Regions from separate parts of the Homo sapiens genome. Here region 1 is linked to region 2. Evidence: chromatin loops called from intact Hi-C (ENCODE). Cell type or tissue: dorsolateral prefrontal cortex. All regions are shown on one strand. Each heading gives the region's core, and the rest is flanking DNA. Links, peaks and the distances in the headings are about the cores only.

What was found. Hi-C counts contacts between places; a loop is a spot of excess contacts. Peaks named below come from ENCODE experiments on the same cell type or tissue, not always from the same donor. Only the 100,000 strongest peaks of a DNase experiment are listed, where the experiment ranks them.
Region 1: it touches region 2 in a loop (2.2-fold over the local background); 2 of 110 quality-filtered maps call a loop at or near these places.

What each region holds. Positions count from the first base shown.
Region 1 is chr11:83,537,737-83,553,727 of GRCh38, forward strand. DLG2 (discs large MAGUK scaffold protein 2) reads right to left here. Exons shown (of 28, transcript NM_001142699.3): 20 at 3,946-4,122. LOC107984425 (a long non-coding RNA gene) reads left to right here and starts at 7,754. Exons shown (of 4, transcript XR_007062817.1): 1 at 7,754-7,795; 2 at 8,703-8,787. In dorsolateral prefrontal cortex, for the core only: no CTCF peak of the experiment used is centred there; a DNase peak (open chromatin) is centred at 8,385; H3K27ac peaks cover 406 bases.
Region 2 is chr11:83,598,221-83,614,211 of GRCh38, forward strand. All of the region lies in intron 19 of DLG2 (discs large MAGUK scaffold protein 2), which reads right to left. Among named protein-coding and RNA genes, the nearest start is that of DLG2-AS2, 31 kb to the right of the region's middle. In dorsolateral prefrontal cortex, for the core only: no CTCF peak of the experiment used is centred there; no DNase peak of the experiment used is centred there.

The sequences.
Region 1 (15,991 bases), core at 5,947-10,946, 59 kb before region 2:
CCCGGGAGGTGGAGGTTGCAGTGAGTTGGGATTGTACTCCGGCCTAGGCAACGAAAGTGAGACTCTGTCTCAAAAAAAAAAAAAAAAAAAAAAAAAAAAGAGAGAGAGAGATACCATGGAACAAAACCCAGCTTGGCCTCTTATACACTACATAATCTCAGAAAAGTGATTCTATGCTAAGAGTCCAGATTTTAAAGTCACACAAGCCTGGGTTTGAATTCTGCCTCTTCCACTTACTAGGTCTATAATTTAGGGTGGTCCTCAACCTCTTAGGATTTCAGATTTTGTGTTGATACAATTAGAATAGTAGCGCAGACTTCAAAAATTTATAATGAATGTTAAATGAGATAATACAAGAAAATTGTTTAGCACAATGTCTGATCTATAGTAATAACTCACTATACAAAAGGCTGCTACAAAGATGATTATGATAACGCTGCCCATAATGTCACTTCTCATTACTGGTCCCAGTTTCCTTACTTGTAAAAAGGAAGTAATACAGGTACCCTACTTCAGGTGCTCACTGCCAAGTCAGTCCCTTTATGCTAGGTGGGAGCAAGACATGGACTTCCATTTTTCTCTCTTAAAAGACCCTGCCACCAGACTTGAGAGCTGTAGGGCCAAGAAGAGCCCCAAACCTTTGCAGTTGCTCATAGAGACATCAGAAAGGCATGTGTTTGAATCTAGGCTTAGCCCTCTGCTGCCACTGTAATTTTGGCAAGCTACTTGAATTATCTGACTTTCTATTTCCTTCCTTGGCATATGCTCCTAGGGTAGTTTGTTCCTGGTGTAGTGTAAAGCCACCTGGCTTTGCTATCAAAGAGACTGGTGTTTGGTCAGTGGCTGGCTGTGTATTTTTGGGTAAGTTACTCGACTTCTCTGATCCTCAGTTTCCTTATGAGGTTTTTGTGTAGATTAAATTGAAATGATGTATTTGAAAGCACCTGGTGCAATACATGATCAGTGCTGTTATCAGATGGAATTCACTCTCTGTCTGCTGCCGTTTCACTTTCCTGGCCTTTACAATATAGCCTGCATTGCCCTAATCGCAGAGTAGCTGTGCCACAGTTACATGTTGGTCCCACAAGTGATGGGCTCCAGGTAGTGAACCAACAATAGTACGTGGCACTCAGATGCTGCCCAAGCAATGCTTGCTGAATTGAATTTTGCTAGCTCTTATTTTTGTATCTGTAGGGGGCAAGATTTCATATGTCTTAAGTGCAATTCTGTAGCCTGGATTCAAATTCCAGTTCTGCCACTTACTACACGGGCAATTTCAGGCACATTAATGAACCTCTCTGTGCCTCAATCTCCTCATTTGTAAAATAAGGATAATAACAGCAACTTACTCATAGGGTTCTAATGAGGTTTAAATAAATTAATAATTGTAAAGGGCTTACAACAGTGTCTAGCGTGCAACAGGAATGTTTTGTTCAATAAAATTTATTCACCATCTTCAGAAAAAAGGAGGGGGAAGGTGATAATATTCATACTCTTCATCTCATGGTTTCATTTGGGATGATTAAATGACATTATCAATAGAGAAACATTTTTGAAAAGGATATAAAGTCATACACTGATGTTATCCATTATAAGATTTAAAAAATTTTCCAGATCAGCACTACTAGGTAAATTATACTCAAGAAACAGGCTAGAAAGAAATTAATGATTGAAAAATAACATCAACCTAATAAATGTACGTTTTTAAATTACATTAAAATAAGTACATGGGTACTCTTTGTGGGGTAGAATTGTAAGTGATTTTTATGTTTTTCTAAATGTTCCCACCTTTCTACAATAAAAGGTATTACTTTTACAAATACTTAAAGGAATAAAAGTAACTATTTTGAAAATAATTAAAATCCTAAAAAGAAAATTTGGCAGAAATGTATTTACAGCTATACATTATATGTATATAATATATATTATATATATGAGGTGGAGCTACTGCACCCTTCATAAAAAGTAGAATGTAAATAAATATCAACCTTGCAGTCACTAATCAAACTTATTTTCCAGGTCAGCTATACTCTGGTTGTTAAGATGGTTCTCTTCCAAAATAAGAGAGAAATAGCTAATTCAAGAATGATTACCAGCAGGTGGAAAATTATTCAGGAGGAATAGCATTGAGAATGTTCTTCTGGAGAAAAATGATGAGCTAATTGAACAAACAAATGACTTGATAAGATTGGTTAGAATCATAGAACCTCAGGGTTGGAAAGAGTCAGAAAACTGTATAGTTCAACCCCTGTATCCAAAATTTGAATCCCTTTTCTATCTTCCCAGATAGTCCATGCCATCTTTAGGCAGCTCCAACTAGTGAGAGGATTTCTTTAAAATGACCTGACATCTATTTCCGCATAGCTTTCCTTCCTCCACCCCATTACTATCTTTGGGGCCATAATTCAACAAGATGGCTCTTTCTTCTAGAGAACAGCTCTTCAGACAGCTCAAAATAATTAAATCAAAGCAAACCAAAATGCACGTTGTCTTGACATTTTATTTGAAGTAAATGGAAATGGAGAGACCCGGAATATAAACAAGCCAGTGCTGAGTCAATGCTTTAAACATGTAACCTTTCAGAAAACACACACAGCCATTCTACAGTCAGAATGCCCTGGAAAAGCAATGTTAGGCAATTATCCAGGAGCCAAGAGGCTTAAAGAAACCCAGAGAACTCTGCTGGTGGGAGATCTATAGGCACTGGCATGGGGGAGGGAGAGGCTCCCTGGAATTTCGGCACCTTCACTGTGACTCCTCCTGGCTAAAGGTAAGAGAACAGCTGAGGACCAGTGAGCCCTCTGCTTTCCATGTCCCATTCTTTCCCAGGCTGTGCGACCACAGGCAGAGAGAAGAGAGGATCAGTTGTCTCGGGAGCACAAATACCCCACAGAGTTATTCTGAGGTTTAAGTTCCATCTCCCCATTATGGTTTGTACTAGCTCAATCACTTGATGTGTAGTAGCACTTGAATGCCCAGCTTCACTGGGAATATTTTACAAAGGCATTTTGGGTGTTTGGAGATGAGGATCAAAGCCCTTTGAGAAATCTGCAGCTTGAGAAAAGCTAGTGCCTGCTTTTATTAAGCATAATTCCTGACTGATTTTGTACTATATCTAGTCTCTGGGATACAGCCAATTTCTGTTTCTTGGACATCTTGGTGCCAAAGGGACATTTGTGAGAAGGAAAGTTCCTGTCTGGTGATGGATCTGCTGGGACAGATTAAGGAGTTGGCTGTTCTGAAGCACATTTCTGCTTTTCAAAAGCAGAGCTGAAGAAATGCTTGGAAGAGAAAGCATGATACTCTTGATTTAGGAAACACTTACACAGAACTAAATATCTTGGTGGCTATTGGAAGTTGTGAGGTGGGGAACAAGAGTAAAGAAAACAGTAAAAAAAGAAAAAAAATTGTAAACCCAGTCCTTAGACCTCACCAGATGTTTGACAGCTCACATCCCAAGCACCTGAATTTGAGATGAAGGTTTTCCATTTTTTTCTACTAATATTTGGAGATATCACACAGCCAGGACCTTAGCCTAGTAAATTGCCTACTTCATTTGCCTTCGACTTGGCCTTTCTATAACATTCATTGGTAAATGTTGAAACTCTGGAAATAAATGGACTGAATTTGTAAGTCGGCATATGAGCTGATAAGCACAAGTTTGCACATGCACACACTGGTAAAAGTTTTAGGAACACAGTGTAAGCTGATCCTCTTTCTTCCTTTATTTCTTGTCACAGTCACCAATTTTGGTAAAACCCTAATATAGGAAAAAGAGGATTTTTAATTCATGTCACCTGTCACCACTGACAATTTTCCTGCAGATTGACTATCCCATTTAAATAAATTTAATTTTGTGAACAGTTTCTCCCACCTTCTTCTTCCCTCATCTCCACTCGCTGGATAGCTGACAAGCAAATATTCTAGTACAAAAGGCATTCTTACCTCCTTTTGCTGGGGATGACCCCCATCTCCTCACTGTCTCCCTCCAGCATGACTCTCCTGGCTTGCCACCACTCATCATCAGAGGCATTGATAACGTGGAGAATATCTCCATATTTAAAACTAAGTCCTTGACTTGGCAGCCCACTGTCCTTGCTCTTGTCGTAGTCGAACATGGCTCTGGAGGAAAGGACAAAAGAGGACATTGTTAGGAATCTCTGGCAGCACAGATTTAGGATTTATGGTTTCAAATGTTTGCTCTTGCTCTGAGAACCTATCATCACTTGATATCAACTCCCGGAATGATTCCCTGGATCACAGTCCACACTCTCACTGCTTTGGCAACACACTAAAGTTAGTTCTTGCTTCTTCTTGGAGGTTACAGGGGTGGCCTATAGATTCCCCCAAACTGAGATCTGCTTCTTTTCTTGGAGACCATCAGATGTTAGAAGGTGATAATAGAAGATAAGAAAGGTACTTTACTACCTAGTTGAGATTTTTTTCCCCTCCCATTACAATCAAATTTTTAAAATTACTAAAAAAAGTAAAATAATAAAGAGAAACATGGCTATATTTCTAAATGAAGCATTTTGTACTGTAAACAAATCATCTCAGATGTATCAGCCTGTAGAACTGTTTCTTTTATAATGGGAAAAAATGGTAACAAATGTCCACCCATAGTAGGCGGTGATTCCTCCACTCAATGAAATATTGGACCACCACTGCAACTGGATGAAGAGGTTAATGTAATCACCTGAATACATGCTTAAAATGCAGTAAATTAAAAAATCTATGCGTATGTGTGTGTATGGATAGACAAAAATCATATAAACAACACGACAAATATTTGTGCTTCCATACGATGCCTAGCTTACCTCATCATGGCACTTATCTGTGAATTACAATTGCTTTCTGTATCATGCTGCCCCCACTAAAAAGCATTTGCTAAGCATTTGTTAAGGCCAATGCACTGTAATATGTATGAGTGGCAGCATGAGGGAGGTGGAATCAGAATCAAAATGATGAACCAGACCTTAGAAACTAGCTGTCATCATTAAGAGGTGAACATTTGCCACCACTCCTATATTGTCCACATCCTGCTGTATATCCCATTTTCAAAAATCACCACCCCACACATACAGCATATGACTTTCCCAGAGAAGCAGATTTCACTACCTGTCTATCTATTCCCCTTTGATTTCATTCTAAGAATTTCCTTAGAGTATAACCACTATGTATGCAAAACTAGCAAGATCTGGGGAACAGATTTTTCTAAAAAATTTGTTTTATTTTAGATTTTTCCACACTGAGGACCAAGTGTGGTTTCTTCTTCTTTTTTTTGCCCATCAAAGAAATGTCACATCTGCTGCCATGGCAACAAGAAAGAGCTGAAGACAGCATCTAGAGCTCTCAAACACAGCAGGAAAAGTATAATTAATTGCAACGTAGTCCCTTCTTTCATTAACACTGTCTCCCAGAGATGGAATTTGGAGAGGGTTTCTTGGTCCAAGCTCCCGGAATGAATCATTTTCACCTTGACCACCCCTGCCAAAGGCTCAGACAAAGTACCAGTCAGGAACAGGGAGCTGGGGAAAGGCCAATGCCCACTCCTGAAGCTATCACTTCTTTGATCCTGTGATGTGACATATATTAGTTAACATTCTTGAGCCACAGGTTTTTTGATGCAAAATTAGTCTAGTAACAACATTCACCTAGATTTACTGTGATCCTTAATGAAATAACACATATGCAGCATTAAGCCTATAGTATGTGCAGTCTAGTGTATTACAGTGTGGTTATGAATATGGACTACTGGGTCCATGTCCTGCTCCTACTATGTCTTAGTCTTACAGCTAGTCAGCTGGGCAAGTTACTTAGTCTCTTTCAGGCTTCAGTTTCCTCATATACAACATAGTGATAATGATGACAATGATGATAGCAATACCTCCATTATGGAGTTGCTGTATGGGTAAAATGTTACATAAGGTAATATATATAAAGCATGTACAAATGGACCTGGCACACAGTGACAAATAGTAAGTATGAACTAATGTTATTATTATTATCTCCCTTTTTCCTTTTGGGTAGAGGCTAATACAAATCTTTTCTATAGATTCTACTCTGTGCAAAAAGGAGTTAATGTAGCAGGCCTGAGACTGCTGTTCTTGCTTGTAAGGGTGGCCCTTGGCTGACATCTGGAAAGTTAGATTTTGGGAGGGTTCCCACCATTTTCTCATAAGAATGGCTTACTGTGCCTAAACTGTTTGTACAAACAATATCATTTATACTGAACACCTGCTTTCTTTCTGGGAGTCTGATATTCTGGTATGTGCTAGGCAGAGGCTGCCTACATGACCAGCCCCCAGTAAACCTGGACATTGAGTCTCTAATAAGATTCCCTGGTAGATAACATTTCGCACCTGTTGTCGCAATTTGTTGCTGGAAGAATTAGGCACTTCCTGTGTGACACTACTGAGAGAGGACTCTCGGAAACTTGCAGCTAATTTTTTCCAGACTTTGTCCTATGGTCCTGCTCCCTTATCTGACAGTTTCATATCTTTTTGTGGTAATAAATCATAATCATGAGCATGATCATGCTGAGTCCTGTGAACTATCCTAGTGAGTCATCAACCTGGGAGTTGTCTTGGGGAACCCCAACACACTCTCTATAGATTGCAAAGCATTTTCACAAAAGTTACCTTATTGTGACTCAATCAGTTGCTGTGAAGAAGGTATGACAGACATAGTACTATCCTCCCCACTTTTTTTTGTTGTTGTTAAAAGATGAGGGACAGATCTAGTGGGGCCCACTGACTAACTCCAGAATATATAGCTTAGTGGCAGCAACCTAGGACCAGAACTTGGGTCTCCAGATCCAAGTCTAGTTCAGTGCTCTTCACCTTGCCCCCTCATTCATCCTGGGAGGTGGTGATGATAAGGTGTTGAAGATGATAACCATGATGGCTACTACTACTTACGCCCTTATTAGGTGGTCTGGCACTTCATAGTCATCGTCTTATTTGATGTCACAGCAACCCTAAAGGTAAAAATTAGTATCCCCACTTTATAGATGAGGGAAGGAGGCTCAGGAAGTTAAGGAGCCTGGCCCAGGTCACACATACACATGTGGTGGAGGTTGAATATAAAATGAGGTGTATCTGACTCCAAAATCTGCTTCCTTAGCCATTTTATTATGTGGCTCAATTTCCCCACTTGTTGCCCTCTGGCCATGCTCACGATCTAGCAGTGCCAAAGACTTTTAACCTTCCCTTCAGGGCTGACAACTGCTTCTTCCCTAAATTCCTGAAACTCCCTTACTGCTCAGTCCTTGTCCAAGTATTTCTTATCCCCAAAGTCCTTGAACTGCTGGCCTGACTCCAGGCTCCTTCTGGATGTAAACTATGGGGAGTTGAGGTAGAGAAACCATCAGAAAGGCTAACAAGTAGTAGCCAAGGAGGCAGGCTCTGGAGCCAGACTGCCTAGGTTTGCAGTTTTTTAACTATGTGATCTTAGGCAAGTTACTTAACCCCTCTGGGCCTCAGATTTTCTTAACTGTAAAACTGGCATAAATCATAACACCATCTATCTCAAAAGAGTTATGGTGAGGATTAAATGAAATAATATATGTAAAGTATTGTAACACTAGCCTGGCACTAGTGAGGGCTCAATAAATGTAAGATATTATTATAATAACTGTTATTCTGAAAAATATATTAGAATTTGAATCAGGGGATCTGTGTGCCAATTGTGCCACTTAAAAGCTGTTTTCTGGACTATGTGAAAGACATCTAAAATATCTCTGTATCCTCAGGACCTGGTAGTGTGCCGGACCCAAAGTAGACCCTCAATACAGGTCTGTGAAAATGTTTCAGGTGACTTTTGAAAGCCCGTCTTCTTTCATGTCTCTGCATTCCCATTTGAAGTGGGGGTGGGACTATTCCTGGAGGTCCCTACCAGGTCAGACATTCACTCGCCTGTGTTCTTCTATTCCCAAGAGTCCTTAAGGGGAACTTTCCCACTCCTGCTGTTAGCTGCAGGTGTCCTTCCTGAGGAGCTCAGCAACAGGTTCTTTCCACGAGCTCTATTGATCTTGGACAATCTGCCCCTCTAGGATTACATTTATTCAGACTTGTCAGGTCCCTAAAACCAAGCAGCTGACACATTTCAGCAGCTTCTGGCTCCTTTGGATATTAATGGATCCTCACATCTGGGAAAAATGCTACAGTGCCCCATCACCTAATTTAACAAGCGATAAGCTGTTTTTAATTTGCTTTATGTGTTAATTCATCACAGCAACTTTTATAAAATGCCATTAAGACTCACACTTTCCATCCAGGGTGCTTTTAGCAAGGCCATTAGACAAATAGAATTGGACATGAATAATGTAACAACTCTCCCATCCCTCCTACCCCTCCTGAATTTCAATGTGTGGTGGCCCCTTGCCAACTGGGGAAGTCTAGTAAGGGAAGAGTGAAGCAGCTGCTCATCCTCATGACTATGCAACATGGCTGTGAGATACCTGGGTACCCTAACAAAATAGTGCTTTTTAGGTGTCGCACAATGTAGTAAGCATTTTATATTCATTGTCTCACTCAATTTATTGGGTAGGCAACATAGCATATGGGTTATATGCCAGGCTTCCAAGACAGAGGAGAGCTGGGTTTATGTCCCAGTTCTGCCATTCTTAACTGTATAATTTGGGCATGTTACTTAACCTCTTAGATAACCACTTTACCATAGATGGCCATTCTCTTATTTAGGAAATTCAGATAGTAATGGCACTAACGCAAAAGGGTGCTGCGGAGATACGACAATGGGATGACACATGTAAAGTACCCAACACAGGTGAGTTCCTCTTTGTTATTATTTCTGACAACAATTCTGCCATGTAAGCATTTTTGGTCTCATAAAGAAAATGAGATATAAAGAGCTGAAATGAAAATAAGATACTAAGTAGCAGAACCAGGATTAAAGTATAGGTAGATGTGTCTCACTCAAAAGCTCATGTTCCTAATCTTAGAATTCTTGGAATTCCTGATAAGAAATGTTGTACTTAGATCTTATACCTAAGGATTTCATGATTTGATGATAACACTTATAGTGATACTATGGACTAGCCTGCAAAAAAGATGCATGAGTAGTTTTTAGAGGACACATTCAATTCTCACAGCTATCCTGCAGTGCATATATTAGCCTTGTATTATAGAAGAGGAAATACAGATTTGGATAATTTAAACAACATGTTCAATGTCATGCCATCTATCAAGTGATGGGGCAGGACTCAAAGCCTGTCTGCTTCTAAGACCTATGAATTTCCTACGATACCAACCTCTATGCTCTTTTGCAAGCAACTCTTTCCAGCTCAAAACACTCACACTCTCCACTTGGCTTAGACTGAGGTAATATTTAACAATCATGGACCTTAAAAGTATTGGTGTTTACTATGTAGACCAGGGAATTTAGTTTTGGCTATACCACTTTAAAGCTAGGATAGCAGCGAATGATGAGGATGGAAAGACAGTATCACTAAGAATAGGAAAAATTATTTGATGTGTTTCATAGTTAACAAGGATATGATAGGAGAAATAATATCCTTAACTCACTCCCCCAAAATGTCCACACTTTAATTCTCAGAGTCTATGAATATGTTATCTTATATAGCAAAAGGGACTTGGAGATGTGATTAAGGTTAAGGATCTTGAGAAGGGGAGATTATCCTGGATTATCCGGGTGGACACAATCTAATTACATGAATCCTTAGAAGTGGAAGAGGAAGACAAAAGAATGGATCAGAGAGATATGACTTGGGAAGGACTTGACCCACCACTGCTGGCTTCAAAGTTAGAGGAAGAGGACCACAAGCCAAGGAAAATGGTGGCCTTTTACAAACTGGGAATGGTTATTAGGTTACAGCCATCAAGAAAACAGGCACCTTAGTCCTACAACCATATGATGACCTGAATGAGCAGAAAACAATTCTCCTATTGAGCCTCTAGAAGGGTTACAGACTGCTGAAAGCTTTATTTTAGTCTGGTGAGATCTGTACCAGACCTACAGAACTATAAGATAATAAATTTGTGTTGTTTTAAGTCATTAGTTCTGTGATAATTTGTTATGGTAGCAATAGAAAACTAATATCAACTTTGGTACTGGAAGTGAGGTGCTATGTAACAAATACCTAAAAGTGTAGAAATGGCTTTTGAATTGGGAAGTGGACAGAGGCTAGAAGAATGTTGAGGAACATGATAGAAGAAAACCTAGATTGCTTCTAAGAAGAGATTGCAGAAATACAGACTTTAAGGATATTTCCAGTGAAGCTTTAAATACTTCTTATGGAAATCTGGACTTGGAGAATGCTGAGGGTGACAGCTCAAATGGAAATGAGAAGCATGTCATTGGAAACTGTAGGAAAGGGATCCTGGTTACACAGTGGTGGAAAGCTTAGTAGAATTACGCCCTGTAGTTATGTGAAAAGAAGAATCTTTGGGGGCCAGAGGGCAGACTGTGGTAGGAAGAATAATGGTTCTCCAAAGATGTTCACGCCTGAATCTCTAGAGCCTTATGTGGCAAAGGAAACTTGTGGATGTGATTAAGGTCAAGGGTCTTGAGATGGGGAGACTATCCTAGATTATGTGGGTGGGCCCAGTCTAATCACATGAGTCCTTAAAACTAGAAGAGAAAGGCAGAATAGAGATGGAACATGAAAAGGACTTGAGTGCCATTGCTAAGATTTGAAAATGGAGGAAGCAAATTTGTCACGGCAGTAATGTAAAGCTAAAACAGAGGACAAGAAACAACATGCTTTAATAGAGGGCAGGTAGAAGACAAGGGCCACCAGTTTGAGGATTCTGTCAAAGATTCTTTGGAATAAAACAACTACTCAGCAACAACAACAACAACAACCCACTGAGTGCCTGTTATTGGCCAGGTTGTGTGCAAAGTACATTTATGTAATTCCATCTCATTGAATCCCTGTAAACAGTTTGAGATATAGGTATGATTATTTCTATTTTGTAGATAAAGAAGTTAAGAACTAAGGTTTTAATTCTAATTCTCACAAAAACCTTATGTGATAAATATAATTTTCCGTATTTTAAGATAAAGAAGCTGAGATACAGAAGAAGCAGCCTTTCCTTCTCTAAAATTGCAAATCACTCTGCTCTTTTACCTCTCTGGGAAGCCTACAGCTTCTAGTCTTGAGTGGGAATATGTCTTATCTCCTTTACTACATCAGAAACAACATCAGGAGCTCCCAGACCAAGTCTCAGCACAGAGTTTTCACAGATGGATTTATAAATGAACAAGTGAATCAGCAAATTACTCCCTTCTGTGCTGTGAACTTGTTTGGTCTAGGGAGGCCTTTGCTTTCCTGACAACATTAAGATGCAAGGAACAGAGTGCTTTGACTCAATTTCCTTCATTTCTTGAAGTTGAGGCCTCTGCTTGATTAGAGGAGACCTGGTCCTCACCTTTCTATGCAGCAAGAGAAAGAACACTAGCAACGGAAAATAAAGTCTGCTCTCTGCTCCATCCCACTGTGCCTGGCTTGGACACATATGACCCATTTTCACATTGTCAAGGTAAGCACATATGAATAGTGCAAGAAGCATAGATGTTGGAATGAAGAAACACACGGTTAAGTCAGTCCACTCTTTCTAGCTGATTGTCACTGAGAAAATAAGTGGAGTAATCTGAGCTTCAGTTTTATCTATAAAATGAGGTTTGTCATTCCTACATCTCACATATTTGCAGAGATTCAATGAGATGATAAAGGAAGAGCATTTCACATAATAACTGGCAAAACAAAAGTTCCTTTACTTCACCTCTTCTCTACTCTAAAGATGAGCAAGTGTCCCACAAGTACTGGAAGGGAGATGAAATAAGGATGGTGTTTTTACAAATGTGACATAAAAATGCATATGTAGTAAACTTCTTCAAAACATTTTCTCACTAGAGGGGTATGGGAAAGGATGCTGGGAGCAGAGAGATCTAAACTTTAGTTGCTCTTATTTTATAAAAATCACAATTTTCTATTTGTATTATCTTCTTAAAAACAATCATTCGTCCACTCGTGCATTTAGTGCATATTTGTCTTGAAAACAGAGGAGGCACCCTGGAAGTAAAAAGAAGCTTAGATGGAGTTAGGAGTGCAGATTTCTAGTCCTGGCTTCAACATAATTCACTATGTGATCTTGAGTAAGGTACTTAACCTCTATGGGCTTCAGCTTCTATAATAATTAATAGACCAACTGCATTTCTCTAGGATGTATTCAACTGTGACCCAAAAGATAGCTCCCAAAATGTAGGCATTATTCTCATTTTATCGAAGGGAAGATTTATTATGTTCTGTGGATTGTATGACATGGGTTATACCACTTAATCAACCTTATAAAGCAGATTGGTATTATTTAAAGATACTCTTCGTATTACAACAGACTGCTTCTATGTTTTGAGGGTGTTGGCAAATGTCCATTTCTATTGTTCCTAAAAAATCAGGCAATCACTGTCATGACTGCAGATAGAACTAATTGGACACCAACCAGAAGCCCTTACAGGTTGGGCCTCCCTGCAGCTATAGCTTTTAGAGTATAATCAGGGAAGAAGCATAACTTCCAGGGGGAACAACTTTCTCTTTCTCTCTCTTAAGTCCTCAGTGCTCCCAATTCACCAAGAGATGTGGTATGAGCAGATTTCACATGTCCGGGGGCTTGCATGTTGATCATTTTGGACAAGTCATCAGAGTCTCCAGGGACGGGGCCCATTTGAGCCCACCTTCTCTTTCAGGCTGTCCTGGCAGTCTGTCAGATTGGCTGAGCTCCAATGTTGACTCATAAGTCTCTTATCTGAGGGAAACAGAGGCAAATCTGAACCTGCGCAGAGCCAGAACTCACTGGACCACAGTGAATGGCATTTCAGGTTTCAGGGCTGGGTGAAGCTGCAAAGATTAATCATCTTAAAATCATTTTCCTTTCCCCCAAATGCCATCAGCTTGCTACTCAAAAATTAAATGTGGGTAAGAGGAAGACTGCTTGGATGAACAGCCCAGGTTTTATGACACTTTCAAGAGCTCTTATGTTCTGGGTCTGTGTATAAGGCAATTGAGATATGTTAACTGAGATATTTCAGAGAAGCTGACACAGCCCTGATTACAGTCTTTTATTTCTGAATTGGGCTAAAAATGTAGATCAAGCTTTGATATTCACCTTTCAGTATTTTACTGCCATTAATTAGTAAGCTTGGGGTGGGAAAAAGAAGAAATAACCTGGCATGGAATTTTATTATTGCTAATAGTCGATTATCATTCAAACATTTAAGTTTATATATGCATGACTCGTGAAGATCATGAGATGGTAAACTCAGATAGTCCTGGATTCAAATATTAGCTCACTATTTTAAGCTGCAGTATGATTTTCAGCAAATTACTTCATATCTTTGTACCTGGGCTTCTGTATATGAAAAATGAGGGGCAAGAATCCCTGTCCGACAGGGTCCTTATAAGAATTACACATGAGAGCTTTTAGAATCCAGTAGGTACTCAATATTTGTTAATTGAGTCTAAAAAAATCTAAATTTTTTCCCCTGTAAATTCTATACCCTGGTTCTACTGTTACTCACTGGAATATAAACAACTTAAGCCTACCTCTGCTATCCAGTAGCACTCTTTTAAGTGTTTATGGACTGACAAATGATAAAGCTAGTACGGTCCCTAGCTCAGCAGAGGTGCTGGATAAAACTCGTTTTACTCATGAGTATATGAAAAACGGGAGAAAGACATTCAAGAGCATCTGAAATGACTCCTCCAAATCCTTAGTACCATCATAGCAGCTCATCAGGGTAAGTAATGACATTTACACACCACAATATCAGACAGTTGGGCAATCACTTTGCCTGCCCCAATACTGAGTTTGTTACTTTGCCTATGATTTTTCAGAAAACTGGATGGAAACTACAGGCTGTACTGTAGCAGGAGAAGACCTGAAATTAGGGAACTTACCCTTCTAAATCTCATATGCCCGTAAAGTTTCCCATTATCACCTGTTGACTAGAGATAGAGAGGACATATGGTTCCTTACTCACCCAGGCAAAAGCATTGAGTTCAGAATGTAATCAAATTCCCACAGATGGAAATGAGATAATATTCATTTAAATATTAAATGTGATATTATTTTCATAGTCTCTACTATGTGCCAGGCACTCTATAGTTTGTTGGGACTCAGCAAAGGCTTTCTTCCTACAGTTGTACAGCTTGATGTTTGGTTGGGAATATGGGTAAGAAGGTACATTCATTTGGCCACTTACTCATTTTCATTCAGCAAATACTTTTGAGCATTTACTGTATGTCAGTGATGGTTCTAGGAGCTTGGGATCTATCAGTGAATAAAAACAGATAAAAATTCCTGCCTTCATGGATTTTACATTCTAGTAAAACGAGATTGGCAAAAAACAATAAACATAATAAATAGGCAAATAGTATGATAGGTTAGGAGTTGATTGTTGCTATGGAAAAAGTTAAAAATAGAGCACGGTAAGGGGGATCAGGATTCTGGAATAGAGTAGGGCTATGGTGACAGTGAAGGCTGCATTTTCAAATGGGGTGTTTTTTAAGGTAGGACTCGCTGAAAAAGAGATGTTTGAGGCAAGGCTTGAAGGAGGTGAGGGAGTTAGATATACAGGCATCTGAGGAAAGAGTGATCTCAGAGGGAACAACAAGTGCAAAGCCTGTAAATACAGTTACAGTTGAGTCTCATATGTGCTATGTTAGGAATTAGTATAGGGTGCTGCTCTGGGATTGTAGAGCTCCTAGGAAGCCTCATCAGGTGCTCATAAAGAAGTTGGTGAATGGGGAGATGATTCATCCAGATTTACTAGCAGAGGGGTGGTAGCACATCTGCCCACCCCTACCTACTAAGCAGCCTGATCTTTAGGCATTTTCTTAGTGGAAGCCGCCTCTGTAATATAGTAATCTCATATTCTTGAGGGCTCAGCTTCCTTCCTTCAGCCTCTCCCCCTTCCTAAGTCTCATTGGAAACATGCACATGAGCTGGACCACTGAACAGCTTTTCTTCTTGTAGACACACATGACCACAATTTATAAAGTGCAAATCAAATTCTTTGGCCAAGAATTTTTTCTAACATTGTTATGAAAGTAGAAGTATTGATCAATATAAAAAATTCTGCAACTTTCATTTTTTGAAAACCATGACTTTCTCTGGGAATCCTTCCTGAATCTATCAAGAGAAGGCTATTTCTTCCACTCTCTGTGCCACATTGTAACCTTGTATGTGGTCTTATTCTTATGCTTAGCAGGCTACATTTCAGTTGATTTATCTGTAGGTGTATCTTTCCTTCTAGACTTCTTGACTCATGAGAGTTAGGTGAAGTCTTACTTATCTCTGTGCCCCTTGCAAAGAGGAAAAGGTGCTCACAAAACCAGGCTAAACTGAACTGAACTAAATTCAGAACACAAACTGTCTGAACTTCAGAAAATTGCCTCATCTTGTTTGGTCTCTTGAAGTTTCCCCATCTGTAAAATGGGATTAAAATATTGTATGACATCAACTCTAAGATTTTTTAAAATTTTTATGTCTAAAATCAAGATGTTTTTCCACTATCAATGCCATCTCATAATTGAATTGGCAGAATTTTTCCTTTTTTGGTAACACATAGGGTACATCTTAAAATCAAGGACAACCTAGATTCAATAAAACATGGTAGAAACTATCTCACAAGTTGTTGTGAAGATTAATGAATTATAGATGAAAAGCCCTCAGATCAGTACCTGGCACAAAGTAAGAAGTAAGCACCGTGTGTGTGTGTGTGTGTGTGTGTGTGTGTGTGTGTGTGTGTGTGTTTGCTGCTGCTGCTGTTGTGCTATTACATATTGTAAGTCACTTGGAATCACCTCATCATTCTCTTCTCTTCTTGTACACATTTTTGCAAACACTTTTAGTACTCTTTCCTCAGTGACTGTTCAAAAATTGCTGATAGCTGAAACACTGTGCTGCAGTCTGACTTTCACCCAGTAAGGTTCTGTTCAGTAGCTCTATTT
Region 2 (15,991 bases), core at 4,092-9,091:
TTTCTCAGCTCCACGCATGTTCTGTCTGTCCTCTTTGGCTGTTCTTTCAGAGAAGTTATCATCGTCTACTCATTCCCAGCAAAACGTTTCAGAAACTCCTGAGCACCATCTTAAAGTGAAAGATGGGACAACAAACCCCAAGCACATATTTCAGTTTTACAATATTTAATAGCTTCTCATTTCAGTCAGAATATGGCTGCTTATTGGAAAAGTTTAGGCTAATGACAGTGTAGTAGAAAGAGTCTGGATTTTTAAGTCAAAATGGTTCTAATACTGCTGGCCGTGTGATCTTCAAACATTGATTTCCTCTGTCCCAGCTTTAGGGTTGCTCATCTGCATTTGGATTCAAGAGTACTTTCCCAGCAGGTTATTTTGAGGCTAAATGAGGTAATATACTGATAGAGACCCTTTAATACTAGCTACTTAATAAACTTTAGATCTTCATATACACTAAAGCTCATTATTAGGATCTTTGGGAGTCATATATTAAATGTAAATGAATTATTCAGGCAGAACTTTCTCTAAAATAGATGTTACGCTTCACTGCTTTAGCAAACAGAGTATACTGAACATAATTTAAATTCTTCTGAAGTCTCATGACTATCATTCAACATGTCATTTTTGGTACTGTGTATCATGCAGTAGTATCTTCAAGGCTACTGAGGTGTATAAAGCTGTCTGCCCCTGCCCTAAATCTGCCACACATTTAAATCCTGCGGCCTTACCTCCAGCTGGCTTTCATCTGCCCCATATTCTCCAGTCCCATTGCTTAGGCCTAGTTTAGGGCCTCACAATTTCTAGCTTGGATTGCTGCAGCAGCCAAACAGGTTCCCCTATTTCCTATTCCTATTCTCAGCATCCCCAAGTCCTTCCTTGGCACTTAGCAAGAGTAGTTTTTCCAAAACCACATCTGAGTACTTGACATGCTTGCTTAATAAACAAAACAATTCTTTCAATGGCTCTCTATGAACTACAGCCTTAAGTCCAAATTCAGCATGGAAGGTATGTAAATACCTCTGTGAGCTCACCTTATCACCTCTCGGACTTCCCCTTCCCTCATGCCTAACCCCTCCAGAGGAGAGTAGGCTTCTGTCATGCTGAACCAGGTCTTGCATGATAGATTCCTGAGGGCCTTAGGCTATTTCACACCTCCTTGCTTTTGCTTATCCAGCTTCCTCTGATTGGAAAACTGTTACGTCTGATTGGACAACTATCTATCGCCTCCCTCCCTATCATTGGTTTTCTAATAAACACTTACCAATCCTTCAAAAGATCCAAAAAGCATCTTAGGTTTTAGGAAACCCATCTTGCCCTTCCTTTGTCAATTCCCTGACTAGGAGTGACCACTTACCCCTTTCTTTGTGACACCATGGGGCACTGAATAGCTCTTCATAACAGCGTAATACTGTGGAATTACCTGTGTAACTCCCACCGCCACTAGACATTGTGTTTTTTGAGGACAAGATCCTGTGTCATTTATCAAGCCCCAACCACAGGGCAGGCACTCTATAATCACTGGTTAGTATCTTTTTGAGTCCTACTAGTTCTCTCTTTCTCTCTTGCTCTCATTATCCTATCTGTAACCTACAGTGAGTTGAAAAGCAGTATTAGTAGTTTGGAAGAACTAAACTAATGTTAAATAGGTTTTGCATGAGGGGCTGTAGAGATATCTTTGAATTAAGTTCATGAGCTTGGAAAATCTATATTTCTAGGAACATTTATTTTGGCTACTGATTAGTTCTTAATAGTGTTTTGATCCTTGAGATTGTTAGATAAATTGCCTACAGATAAGCTGAGTGTAATCTGATGTGATTGACATTTATTGAAACCCTCCCTAATGTCCCAGGTTCTGGGCCAGAAACTGAGAACATAAAGGCATGGTCAACAAGGCATTTAAGAGGCTCATGTATACGTCTATGCCAGTTAAAATAAGCTCATGATAGAGAGATTATTCACACACACATCCTATTTTTTTCAAAGATGAGGAAAAGATGAGTTCACACAGCTAGCTATAGGGTGTGTGTGTGTGTGTGTGTGTGTGTGTGTGTATGACATTCAATTCCAGGTCTGTGTGAATCCAGCTGAGCTCTCCATTTTACTCTTTCCTGTTCCTATTGGAACCAGCCTGTGAAGACAAGAATGCAATGTTTCTCTTGAGAAATTTTATACATCTCCTTTTCTGCTATCACAACTTAAAGTCCATTCCTGAATATAAAAAATTGAATCACAAAATTTGGCAGCCTGTATTTAATGGGACTTTTAGAAAACTTGTTTGATGCTGTGGATTACTATCGTAGCTACATACAGTCAAGGCAGACAGGAAGAGAGAGAGGGTAGTGTCTGAGTGCCAAAAGTCATCCATGTTCTTAGTCTAGCAATAGCAAATACACGGCCCTCCTGTACAGAGAGATGTGCAGACTGGGGCCTCTGCCCTGGGGTGCATTACTGCCCACACACCAATCTCAGAAGCAATGACTATCTCTGAAAACTCCTACCTTTCCTAAAGCCTGAGCACATGTTCAGTCACCTCAGTGAAAGTGAAGGAGGGAGGAAGGGTATTAGTTTAGTCTTGTCAAACATGGGCTATAACAGAGGCTGCAAACAGACTTTGCCTCACATGCCAAAGCAGATGGTGTGATAGAGGCTGTTGAGAAAGCTTCTGAAGTTGTCTCTGGACTCAGTGGGAAGAATGCCGAGTGCAATGATAAACAATGTCTGTTCTGGTATTGAGGGAAGCATTGCCTATAGGTATTTACTATCCTTGGTAGAAGTTTCAGTTGTCATTTAGCATAAGCCAGGCTGTGCTATTACTTAGTGTAGAAGTTCTGAACTCAACTAAGAGCATGCAATGATAGAGTAAGATACAATCTATAATACCTGTCAAATCTGGCACATAGCAGATGCTCAATAAATGTTTACTGAAGAAATGAATGCAAAGTCCTATGGCTTTATGTTGGAAGAGAAATAGAGTTCTTCCCCTCATAATCAGGGGAAGTGGGGTACACTGAGATTACTTTGCCAAGGGTCCTCAATGCCATGCCGAAGAGTTGGGGGCATTATTCTATATGGGCTAGTAGTTTCCAAACTTAGTTTAATTCCCTAAGGTGTTCTGTATGTAGAATTCCTGTGATGTATGTAGCTACCCTGTGATGTTCTGACTTGGTAAGTTGGTAAGTGTGGGGATGGAGCCAACGATTCTCTTTTTGTTTGAACCACCTGTTAGCTTCTCAAACAACTTGTATAATCAGCCAAATATGAGAATTACAGCTGCAAAGTAATATGTGATGTTCTTTTTTTTTTTTTTTTTTTTTGACAAGGTCTCACTCTGTCGCCCAAGCTGGAGTGCAGTGGTGCGATCTCGGCTCAATGCAACCTCTGCCTCCCAGGCTTAAACCATTCTTCCACCTCGGCCTCCCATGTAGCTGGGACTACAGGCACATGCCAACATGCCAAGCTAATTTTTGTATATATTTCTTTCTTTTTTTTTTTGGTAGAGATAGGGTTTCAGCCTGGGCTGATCTCGAACTCCTGGGCTCAAGTGATCTGCCGGCCTCGGCCTCCCAAAGTGCTGGGGTTACAGGCGTGAGGCACAGGGCTCAGCCGTCAATGAAGTTCTTAAGGAGAAGAACAACTTGCTGTGATCACAGATCTTTGCTTCTGGTTCTCCAAGTTCTTAGTGTTTTCTGCTTATTGAGACCAGAACGAACCCTGCTTTGTAGAGACAGACCTACCAGACTGTGTCCTGGTGAATCAGACTCCAGCTCCCAAAGCACTTTGCCACAGACCCCTCTTCCTCAGGAAGAAGGATGAAGATTGAGCACTTTTGCAAAGCAACCAAGAGAGTAATGTGCTGCAGTGGGAATAAATCATGGACAGAGGAAATGAATGAACCACATGTTTCTGGATTTCAAATATCACTTCTGGAAATGAGCGAGTCTTTCTGCTTTCTGATTTCAATTAATTTTCTTACAAACTCTCCCTAGCATTTTTCATTGCAGTCAATTATTTAACTTGTTCCAGTATGAAAATTGGGTCCTTACAAAACACTTAATTGATTTGACCCGTGCTCTGACACAACACTTTGCAAAATGCATGTGCGTTCATACAGATTAGTCATCTGAGTCATTATTTTCCAGCAAATTACAGCACCATGCCGGCAGTGGATGGCACCTAATATTGTGAAAATATGAACTTCTTATTCTTGTGGAGAGTTACAACAAAGAAAGGGTGGTTGGAAGTCCAATAAGGACATCATTTGTCCTAAGACTTTGACTAGGAGTCTATTCATCTCTAACACTGCCTCCCTGCAGGAGAAAACGTTAAACCAAGAAAGAGATTGGGGCAGAATGGAGAGAATGGGGCCTGGGCCCGGCAGACTGAATCTGAATTTCAGAGCAGCTCCTTGGCCATGTTTCAGTCTTAGAACTGGACAAAATTTTTTTTTAGCTGTTTTGATTCACAGCACACCTCTGTGTAAATTTGGATACATTCTTACCTGCCTCATAGTGGTATAGTGAAGAACAGAAAAAATGAAGAGAGAACCTGAATATAGTAAGTGCTCAGGAAATGGTGACAAGGATGTGATATTGCTGACAAAATTAGTTTATCATTTTTTATTCCAATTTTACTTATTTATAATTCAGTCTCACCTATTTATAGAACAAACTGAGGCAATATGATCACATTTTAAAGAGCATTCTTATTATTTTCCTTCATGATTCTATTTTCTATATCCATACACTCAGTCTAGGCCTATGCTTTACCATCTTTTTTTGTTTTAGGGATAAAACCCAGTGACTGTGTGTGTGTGTGTATGTGTGTGCATGTGTGTGTATGTGTGTGTATGTGTGTTCGTGTGTGTGTGAATGAATGCATACAAGTGATGGTAGTGGGAGAGAGATAGATCGCATATTCAATAAATCATATAAAATCTCTGCACAATTTTTTAAAAATAAAATAGTATTATACACCGATCACCACGACAAAGAATATTAACAGTGACTTAGATTCCCTCAGGATGCCATTTTTTATATAATTTCCTTCCTAAGTACTCTTCTTCCATAAGTAACTCTCCTGAAATTAGGGTAAATCATCCTCTAACTATCTTTCTTTTTTTGGCCCATCCATGTTGATGTATATAACAGTTCTTCATTCATTCTCACAGTTATATTCATTGTATAAATATAACTCATACATCCATCTTACATTGTTATCTTTAGATTTTATTAACAGTATCAGTATATATATTGTTATACATGTCTTCTATCCCTGTATACAAATTTTCCCTAAGGTACATGCTTAAAGAAAGGAGTCGCTGAGTAATATTTTTAATTTTATTAAATAATGTTAAACTGTTTTCCAAAGTAGTTCTTCCAGTTGACACAGTGGATGAGAATTCTAACAGTTTCATATCCTCTCTAACACTTGAATCAACTGGACTTCATAATTTTTATCAGTTTAGTAAATGTGAGTGGTGCCTTATTGCAGTTTAACTTGTAATTCCTTGATTATCAATGATTTTAAGCATGTTTTCATATGTTAATAAGTAATTTGTGTTTTTTCCTCTTTGTTTTAAAAGTCCTTACCCATTTTCTATAGGGCTGTTTGAATCTTTCTGATTGCTTTATAGTTCTCCATGTATAGTATTCTAGAAGTGATTTTTTACCAGCTATGCAAGTTGCAAATATCTGTTCTCTTTTATTTTCAATTCATGTCACATTTCACCTCAGAAAAGTCAGATATAAGATCCCAAAGGTTTTTATTTCTCTAAACTGCTGGTATGAGTAGCTAAAAATATAGATAGATTTCAAAATAAATAATTCATTACTGTGGTTTAGCAGAAATATATTCATGAATATCTTTGCTCAAGCTTGCAGAAAGTGCTGAAAAGCTAATTAAACTAAACTAAACTAAACTAAATTAAAAACAAAAAGACAGCACTGTGATGATGAAGGCTTTCATGCCAAGACTCCAAATATACTAGAAAAATTTATCTTCAGCAGTTTACTATATTCACAATGACAATGCTTCAAACTGCTTCCTTTATTCATAAGAGATTCCACCTATTTCAAGTGTGTTTATCATCCAGCCAGCACAGGCAAATGTTACCAAGTTAAGATTGAATTTCAAGTGTGTTCTTGGAATAAAACTTCTGAGAATATATTTTTCTTTAATACAATTCTCTTGGAGTCATATTTTTGGTCAACTCATCTTTGGGTTTTTGAGGAACTGAATATCCTCACCTGCTTTTTTCTGAAACAAGTGTTTCTGGGAGCTGAAAAATACACTTTGTCAAATTTCAGGGTTTTTTAGGGTAGTGAAAGTACTCCATACGATACTATAATAATGGATACATGTCATTATACATTTGTCTAAAGCCATGTATTGTTCAATACCAAGAGAAAAACCTAATGTGAAACCATAGACTTTGGGTGATAATGATGTGTCAATGCAGGTTCATCAACCGTAACACATGTGCCACTCAGGTGTGGAATTTTGATAATGGGGGTGGCTACACATGTGTGGGGGCAGGGTATATGGAAATCTCTGTACCTTCCTCTCAATTTTGCTGTGAACCTAAAACTGCTTTAAAAAAAGAAAATCTATAAGACAAAAACTAATTTAAAATTTTGTTTTAAATTCAAAGGGTGTTAAATGAAATTTATGGGAGGCTATTGTTTGGACTAAGCTCCTGCACTAGGCCCAACAGGCCAGAGCAAATCAGAATAGAGTCATTAATGTTAGGTGCCATATAATCAAACTTTGAAATGGACCAGTTTTCAAAGACAGAGAGAGAGAGAGAGAGAGAGAGAGAGAGATTGATTGATTCACAGCAACCAATCAGAAGGGGCCCAGTTTAACAGAGCCAGAAGGATAAGGAAGTTTCCTCTGATTTAACCCTATGAGGAGGACAGCTTTAAAATGCCCAATTCAATTTTGTTTCCCATTTCTGCTTTCTTGAGCCATTTTCTGCCTATAAAGCCAATCTCCTCTCCTCAGCTCACTGGAGTGCCTTATCTAAGTCTTTGGATGAGATGCTGCCTGATTCATGAATGAAAGCCAATTCAATCTTTAAATCAAATTGGTTAAAATTTTGTGTTTTCTAACAGGGGAAATGAGCTTTTTACGACCCACTCGGCAATGGTATTTAATAACGTGGAGAAAAAAACAAAACACGTAAGCAAGCAAGCAAAGAAATAAACATAAATGTCCCAACTAATTTCTAAAGCAGTGGGACCAGGGAAATAACTCCAGAAGAGACAACAGTGGTAACAGCAACAACGATTGATTACTAAGTGCCACATAATATTCTGAAGAGCTTTACCAGAATAAGCTTAGTTAATCTTCATAAGAACCCTATGGGATAAGAACTGGTTTTATACTCACTTTAAATATGAAGTAACTGAGACTCGAAGAGTTTAAAAACTTATTCAAGGTCATGCAGCAAGTTAAAGGTGCAGCTGCTTCCTGCAGTTCTTACTTTCTATATTATCAGCTATGTTCTAAAGGACTGCAAAAGCCAGGTTTGTGAATGGAACACAGAACAATACATGCAAGAGTACTTGCAGTGTTCCACTATTGTCCACAAATGTGAGAACTTCATACTTCTTCCATTTCATGGCAGTCAGCAGTCAGCATTTTTCTGCTATCAAGCCATGAAAGGTAGCAATAAAAACATTAGTATCTCATAATGCATAGCATTTACCGCTCTAAACTGTCGCTGTGATTTACTTATCTGTGACTTGAGATACTAGGAGAAGGGAACATACATTTGTTGAGTGACTTCACTATACTAGTTGTTATGCTACTTTTTAGACTCATTCCACAGAGTCATCGGTGATTCTTTGGTGTTTAACTCCTTTTCAAGAAAGGGAGGAGCTGCTACTTAAAAACATAAATTATCTTTTCATACTTAAAAGATTTACACAAACTTGAGATCCACAGAGGATTTAAGCTCTTAGGAACCAGAGGTTAAAAGGTAGTCAGTATACACTACTATACATACTAGCATATATGCTAATATATGCTAACATTTATAGAATATATGTATATATACTATAGTTGTAGTCAGTAAAGAAATTTTAAAACACAACATAATGAACAAAAACAATTAGCTAATCTGTATCTATGTATCTAAATCCGTAGGCATTTATTGTTTTATTAAGAGTGAGGAAACCTTAGATGGGTGCAGCCAGAAGCTAAAAACAATCTTATCATAGTGAAAGATGCATCAGAGGTACTGAAAGCCTTTAACATCTCCACTAGTATTTCTCATCATCTTTGAAATCAGAAAAAACAATTTTGCTTCCCTTTAGGAACGTCAGCCCATACAGTTGTCAGGGTCTTCACGGAGTTGACCTCTGTTTAAAGGAATAGAGCTACTGCTACTTGAAAACATACGTTAGTGTTTGTTAAAAAAAAAAAAGGCCGGGCGCGGTAGCTCACGCCTGTAATCCCAGCACTTTGGGAGGCTGAGGCGGGCGGATCACGAGGTCAGGAGATCAAGACCATCCTGGCTAATACATTGAAACCCCGTCTCTACTAAAAACACAAAAAATTAACCGGGCATGGTGGCGGGCGCCTGTGGTCCCAGCTGCTCAGGAGGCTGAGGCAGGAGAATGGCATGAACCCGGGAGGCGGAGCTTGCAGTGAGCAGAGATCGCGCCACTGCACTCCAGCCTGGGCGACAGAGAGAGACTCCGTCTCAAAAAAAGAAAAAGAAAAAGAAAAAAAAATTCAGCTGAATTAAATTTAAAGGAGTTTAATTGAGCAATGAACGATTCGCAAATCGGGCAGCCTCCTGAGACACAGCGGGCTCAGAGACTCTAGCGCAGCCACATGGTGGCATAAGATTTACAGACAGGAAAAGGAAAGTGACATACAGAAAACAGAAGTGAGGTACAGTAACAGCTGGATTGGTTACAGTTGGTGTTTGCTTTATTTGAACACGGTTTGGATAGTTGGCTGCATTTGATTGGCCAAAACTCCATGATTGGCACAAGTGTAGGCTATGGTCTGTTTACACCTCCACTTGTTATAGTTCACGATGTACAGAGAAACCTTTAGGCCAAACTTAAAATATGTAAGGAGGCAGCTGTAGGCTAAACTTAATTTAACATGTTTAAATCTCATACTCTCAATTCACAGAAGAACCGTCTCAGTTAATGTATTCATGAAATATTGTCTATGGGCACTATGGTGGGGTCTGTTAGTTGTCTCCCAGTACCCACTGTCCCCGCTGTTCTCTTTTAGTAACAGGACTCCTCCCGTCCATCCACGACAGAGTCTTAGCAAGGCACATGGACACTTACTACATTTCCTACAACTACTATTAGCAAATGGTTTAGCAATTTATTTAAAGTATTTGATTATAACCCAACAATTTCACTCCTGGATATACCCAAAACAAATGAATGCATCTTTTAAAAAAGATTTCTTCAAGAAAGTCTGTAGCAACTCTATTCATAAGAGCCACAAACTGGAAATAATCCAAGTATCCTTCAACAGAAGAATGGATAAACAAATTGTATTATATTCATGTAATGGAATAATACATAAAGTAATAAAAAGCAGCAGACTACTCAAATACAAAACAATATGGATGGCTCTTATAAATATCATGTTGAGCCAAGGAAGCCAGACATGAAAGAACAAAGACTGCAAGTCTAAATTTACATGGAGTTTAAGAATAGGCCAGGGCTAATCTATGGTATAAAATTCAGAATAGTAGTTATTTCTCAGGGTAGGGGACAAGGTCTAGGATTGACTGAAATGGGGCATGAGGACGTCTTACGGGGTGTTAGAAAGTTCTGTATCTTGACCTGGGTGGTGACTACATATACATGCTTTTATTAAAATCCATTGATCCATGCATTTCAGTGTATATACAGATGCTCCTTGATTTTGGATGGATTGTGTCCAAATAAACCCACTGTAAGTTGAAAATATCAGTAAGTCAAAAATGCATTTAATACACCTAACGTACCAAACATCATAGCTTAGCCTAGCCTACATTAAATGTACTTAAATTAGCCTACAGTGGGCAAAATCATCTAACAATGAAGCTTGATTTATAGTATAGGTTGAGTATTCCTCATCTGAAATGCTTGGGGCCAGTAATGTTTTAGATTTCAATTTTTTTTTTTTTTAGATTTTGAAATATGTACTTTAAAAAATCTGAAATTCAAATTACTCCACAATGAGCATTTCCCTTTTCATGTTAGCACCCAAAAAGTTTTGGATTTTGGAACATTTCAGATTTTGGATTTTCAGATTTGGGATGCTCAACCTGTAAAATGTTGATTATCTCATGTAATTTGTTGAATACTGTACTGAAAGTGAAAAACAGAATGGTTTTATGAGTACTTAAACTACAATTTCTGGTAAACATGTATCATTTTTGCACTATTGAAAAGTTGAAAAATCCTATGTCAAGCCATCATAAATCAGGAGCAATCCATAATTATACTTCAGATAAATAAATCAGGACACACACACACACACGCACACACACAGAGAGAGAGAGAGAGAAAGAGAGAGAGAGATCCTTCAGATACTACAGCTGGTTCTAATATAAAAGCTAAAAGCAGAGTTGATTATGCTATTTGTTGGGGCAGCAGGCTAATGAATGAACTGCTTTATTTCATTTTTAGCTCTATCATTATAATTTAAAATCCAACAAACTATGGTGGATTTCTATTACACAGCCACCATTTTGAACCCTCTGCTGTCCAAGAACCTTTCTAGCCAACCAAATGATAGCAAGCCGTCAGCACATTCAAACAGAAGCCCCCCTTTAAAGTAAAATACTAGGCTGAATCATATGAAACCTTGATAGTTTCATATGGTTTAACCTAATATTTACATCAAATCATAGGATGAATTAAATCAGAGATGAAAGTGACCAAAAAGGAGATGGCAAGAAGAAGAGTACTTCCCTTGGTTCGACTTATTTCATTATGGGCACAAATGGCCTACAAATTGAAATAAACTTAGAAGATTTCCTAAGCCAGGCAATCTTTTAACCCTAGACATGCCCTTCTATACCAACATACAGGCTTCAGAGACCTGAGATAACCATTTCCAGCCTTGTAGCCAACCTGCCCCAGCAGGGCTTCATATGCTGTCATATTCTTGGTCCAACAGGTTTAGTGCTAATGAGAAATCTGGCTCTGTGCTCCTTTCTGGCTCCAAGCACAACTAGGGCAGATGGAGGAGCCCTGAGAGCTGGAAATGACAGAATTTTGAAATTTCCCATTAAGCTGGCTTGAGTTTTAGTTACAATGTACACAAAGTAGGAGAATCTGATTTTACGAGATTATCTAACAATTGATTTTAAACCCAAAAACGAAAATGTATTTCCCATTATTGACAACAACCTAGGAGTGTATAAGGGCATGTGTGGGATCTTTGCATGCATCCTCCCTTCTCCCCACTCTCATCCTTAATCTCTCTGCCAACCTTGGAGTTGAAATAACCTGAAATTTGAAATTCATGACATATAATCCCTTTCTATTTCCAAGCAAAAAAAACCCTGCTGGAAAAGTTTGCTCCTAAACTAGCCATGTTGGAGCCCTATCGTTTTCTACTGAATTTTTCTTATTAATTCAGAATTATGTCCTCATGTAAAATAGAATTTGCCTTTCTTGGGCAAAGGCAGCCACATAGATACAGGTTGGATATCACTCTCTCTGTAGGACATGTGGTCAAGTTTTAAATACTTGGTACTTGGATTTAAATGCTTGTCCTTTTGGGAAAGCTGAGAATTATTTTCATACTATGAAATTTTGACAGTGTAACCCCAGGGTCTCAACACTCCTCAAACATCACACTAGGTAAAAATATTGAAATGCTACTGGTAAGAATGTCCCCTTTTCATGTCCAGTGTTTATATTTACTACAAATACTAGGTCTCTAAGACCTGGGCTCCTGTACTATGCAGCGTCCCCAAGACCATGACTAAAACCGAGCGTGAGAGTCAGTGGATGTCGGACAGGAAGGGATCCCAGAGTTTACCTCTTCCTATCTATGTGGTTTACGTGAAAAACATCTAAAAGCCGGAAATGGAAGTAATTGGCACAAGGCTGCCCAGCTAACAAGAGGGGCACCACAACTCAAAGCTAGGTCCATGGTGCTGCACGAATCTGTATCAGTGTGGGAAAAAGGAATGTTTCGACTTGTGAGACATGATTGAAAACAGAGCAAAAGGGAAACAGTAAGCTAATTAAACATCTGTGGAACCCTGTGATTTGACGAGAAGTAAACAAAGCAAAGAGGGAAAAGAAGGGAACTTTAGGGACTGGCAGTATAGCAACCAACTATCGAACAGACAGGGTAACAGATCTGTGGTAACCATAATGGAGGTAATATTTATTAAGCACATTCAATCTGCCTAGAAGTGTGTCAAGCAATTTAATGCATCATCTCATTTAATCCTCACAACTATGCAATGAGGTAATAATAATAATAATAATAAATAATGACTACCATTTATTGAGCATCTTTTACATATAGACTGAACACTATGCTAAGCATATTATAAATAGTATCTGATTTTATTTATACAACATGATTATGAGGTTGGTACTCTTGTTATCCACAATAGAAAGAGGAGAAAACTGAGACTTAGAGAAAACAACATTTTCCAGATCACACAACCGGTAAACAGAAGAAACAAATTAAAACCCACATCATTTTATCAAAGAACCTAATCTTTTAAATGCATCATTTTATCAAAGAACCTCATCTTTTAAATGGATCACTATTCTGGCTCTCAAGTACAGGTTGCTTAAAAATTAACACAAAAACATTATTTATCAATACTCATGGTCTTTTATTTTCCACAAAAAAAATCAGATCTAAAATAAAAGTCAGTATTTTACAAAGAATAGTCTAATTGTCTAATCTATGTTGCAGGCTGGAGTGAATCACAGTTTTGGCACTGGATCTAGAACTGTTATTGTCTGTGGTGTTAAAAAAATTATGTGTATTAACATGGGAAAACAATTGCATAGCCCTTTTGAACGTAAAAGGAAATATGTTTAATGCATGTATATTGAGAAGGGGGGAAGGGGGAGAGAGAGAGAGACAGAGAGAGGCAATATGACAGAATTCAATTCACTGCTTCCAGGATTCTGTAGGAGGCCATGCTGTTCGATAATTTCAGAACTATAATTTTAAAATGAGTAATCTTGGTAACCAAATCCATTAGTGAAGCATGCTATAGAAAACAAACATCGTGTGATGACTGGCCCTAGACAAACTGACAAGCTTTGTTTTTTGCTTTTGAAACTCCAGGCATTATTTACATACACTCAGCTCTAACACAGGATCCTTTAATTAAGACTTTTACACTTATCTGTACATAAAAATGGAAATTATTTCAATAACAGCACATCTTTTTCTTTTGCTAAATTGCCAGTTAGAAAGGAAAATTATAGAAATTCACTGAATGGTACTGAATGATTACCTCTAAAGGTTAATTATGTCCCCTTAAATGGGACTCACTTAACTATTCTCTTCTTTGTCCGCTGAAGCAGTAAGGGACTGATACTGAACTGAAGGACGGGAACAGGGGACACTGAGGGCTTGTTGCCAGGTGGCAGCTGTCAAGGTGATTTAATAGCTATTCAAAGATCATTTCTTTCTGCTTTTCAGTTCTCCAGGAGCCAGTTTACCTTTAGCTGCTTTTGAAGGGGGGGCAACTGTTTGAGCGGGAGGGAAGCATGCATTTGAAGTAGCACACAGGTATAAACATGGGTGATAGAAGTCTTATATACTTGACCTTTACCACACACTTGGAGAAATGGTGCACATTAGGCCTAGACTAGAGGAAAGAGTTTAATTTTCCATTTGGATCCCCATGGAGTGCTTAGGATCATACTTTTTCCAAGGCAATTTATCACTAATTCTTCCATCCATTATCTGTCCCCACCCCCTCCTCAAGGGCAGGCACAGGGCTAGGTGCTTTACTTGCATATACAGGCACTAGAGCAGAGTAACAGAGTTAGATTTTGGCTTGACTATTGGCTTTGCCACCTAAGAGCTGTGTGATTTAGAACAGGCTTCTCAACTCTGAGCCATATTTTCCTAATTGTAAAAATAGGTCAATAATGTTTTATCTCTCACCGAATTGGTGTAGGGATTAAATAAGGTTAAATGAGAAAATGCCTAAAACATAGTCAGCATCTGATAAATAGTAGGCATATTAGGTACCATCATTTCCATTTCAGGTATGAGAAAACTGAGGCTTAAAAAGATAAGTGACTTGTGCAAGATCTTAATTCTAGTAATGAACAGAGATAAGATCTCACCCCAGGAGTATGAGAAACATACTCCTCACAGTAGCATGCCTCTCCTTTAATAAACTCACCATCTAGGGAGGAAAATAGTCCCTTAATCTTGGAATTTTCTACAACCATTATAACGGAAGTGCTATGAGAGTAGGTGCAGAGGTGAAAGCCTCTAGGAAGGCATGGTGCCTGAATGGAGTCTTGAAAAACCATTAAGAACCCCATAAACTGAATGGGAAGGAGGAAGAGACAGTATGCAGATTGAAGAAAGGGCCTGTGCAAAGGAAAGGAGAAATGAAGGAACAAAGTGCTTCCTGAGGCTCCATCCAGGGCTTTTAGGGGAAGCAGCAGAGGAGGGTGTAGAGGTAGGCAGAGTCCAAGTTAAAATAGTCTTCTTTACCTATTTGGTGATCAAGAGCAGTGGGTATGTTTTAAATAGATGGAGAAACTCAAGGGTTAAAATGGCTGGAAGCGAATGACACTTGAATCTTTTCCATTTTCACGTGGAAACAGAACATCCCTCCCACCAGGCAGGCTGGCCTAATGTTTCCATGCCAACCAATTGCAGAGGCCTGGGATAGGCTAAGCCTAAGTCAGGGGAGTGGCATGGGTAAACAAGAACACAGAGGGGAAAAGCTAGGGTTAGGGTCAAACTATGGAGGCAGGCAGCAAGGGGAGTGAGGAGCAGTGTACTATGGAGTCGGGAAGACTGGAGCAGTAAGAACCAGAACCAGAAATGAGGATTGGGTAAACCTAGTTGTACCTGAATTTACTGCAAGCCCAGTCATTGCTATATACACATGTGCACACACACATATGCGCACACTCAAACTATTAATATGTTCTTTGGCGCTCAGCTGCACTCTGAACATTTTCAAAGGGACCTCATGAAAATTAAGAATTTCTAATCAGTTCATTTCATCACTGGAAATCAAAATGTAAATGTGAGAACTCTGATTTTCAAGAAATCTTACCAACCTTTTCAATCTGTTTTACAAAGTTATTTATTTTTGAAACAGGGGGTTCTATTTTTGCTGAGTGTTAGCAAATTGTAGCATCAGATTCAAGGTTGGTTTCCAAATTCTGAGTCAACTAATGTTAAATGTGATTAAAATTGAAAGTCATTTTAGGAACTGGCCTTCTCATTAGCTAGCTGCAGGTTTGCACTAGACTTCCATGCAAGAAATCTGAGACTTTAAAGAAATGATTATTTTCAGCTTAAACATGAGCTGAGGAAGTAAAGGTAATTTTTTTAAAAAGAAAAGAAACCAAAAAAAGAAAGAAAAGATAAAATAGTGGTTCTCAGATTTGCTGCATACTGGGATCACTAGCAAAGCTTTAAAAACACTAATGCCTGGGGACCCACTCCCAGAGATTCTGATTTAGAGTAGGTCTGGGCTGGGGTGAGACATCAAGGTTTTGAAGAGCTCTACAGGTGCTTCTTACCTCGAGCTAAGGTTGAGATACAATGAGATAAAGCAGAGAGGCAGCTAGTAAACAAGGCGATTTTTGGCCCCTCCCTGGAAAGAAAGCCAGTGTGAACTTGATGAAGTAGGAAAGAGGCTGAGACCTGATTTACAATGGCAGTGGCTCCCTGCTCTTGATCAATGTGAGTTCCAAATTCAGTGTAGGGTGGGGAGGTGGAGTTGGAGGTTCTTTTATTATTGGTCCCTCCACTACACTGGGAGTACCCTAAAGCA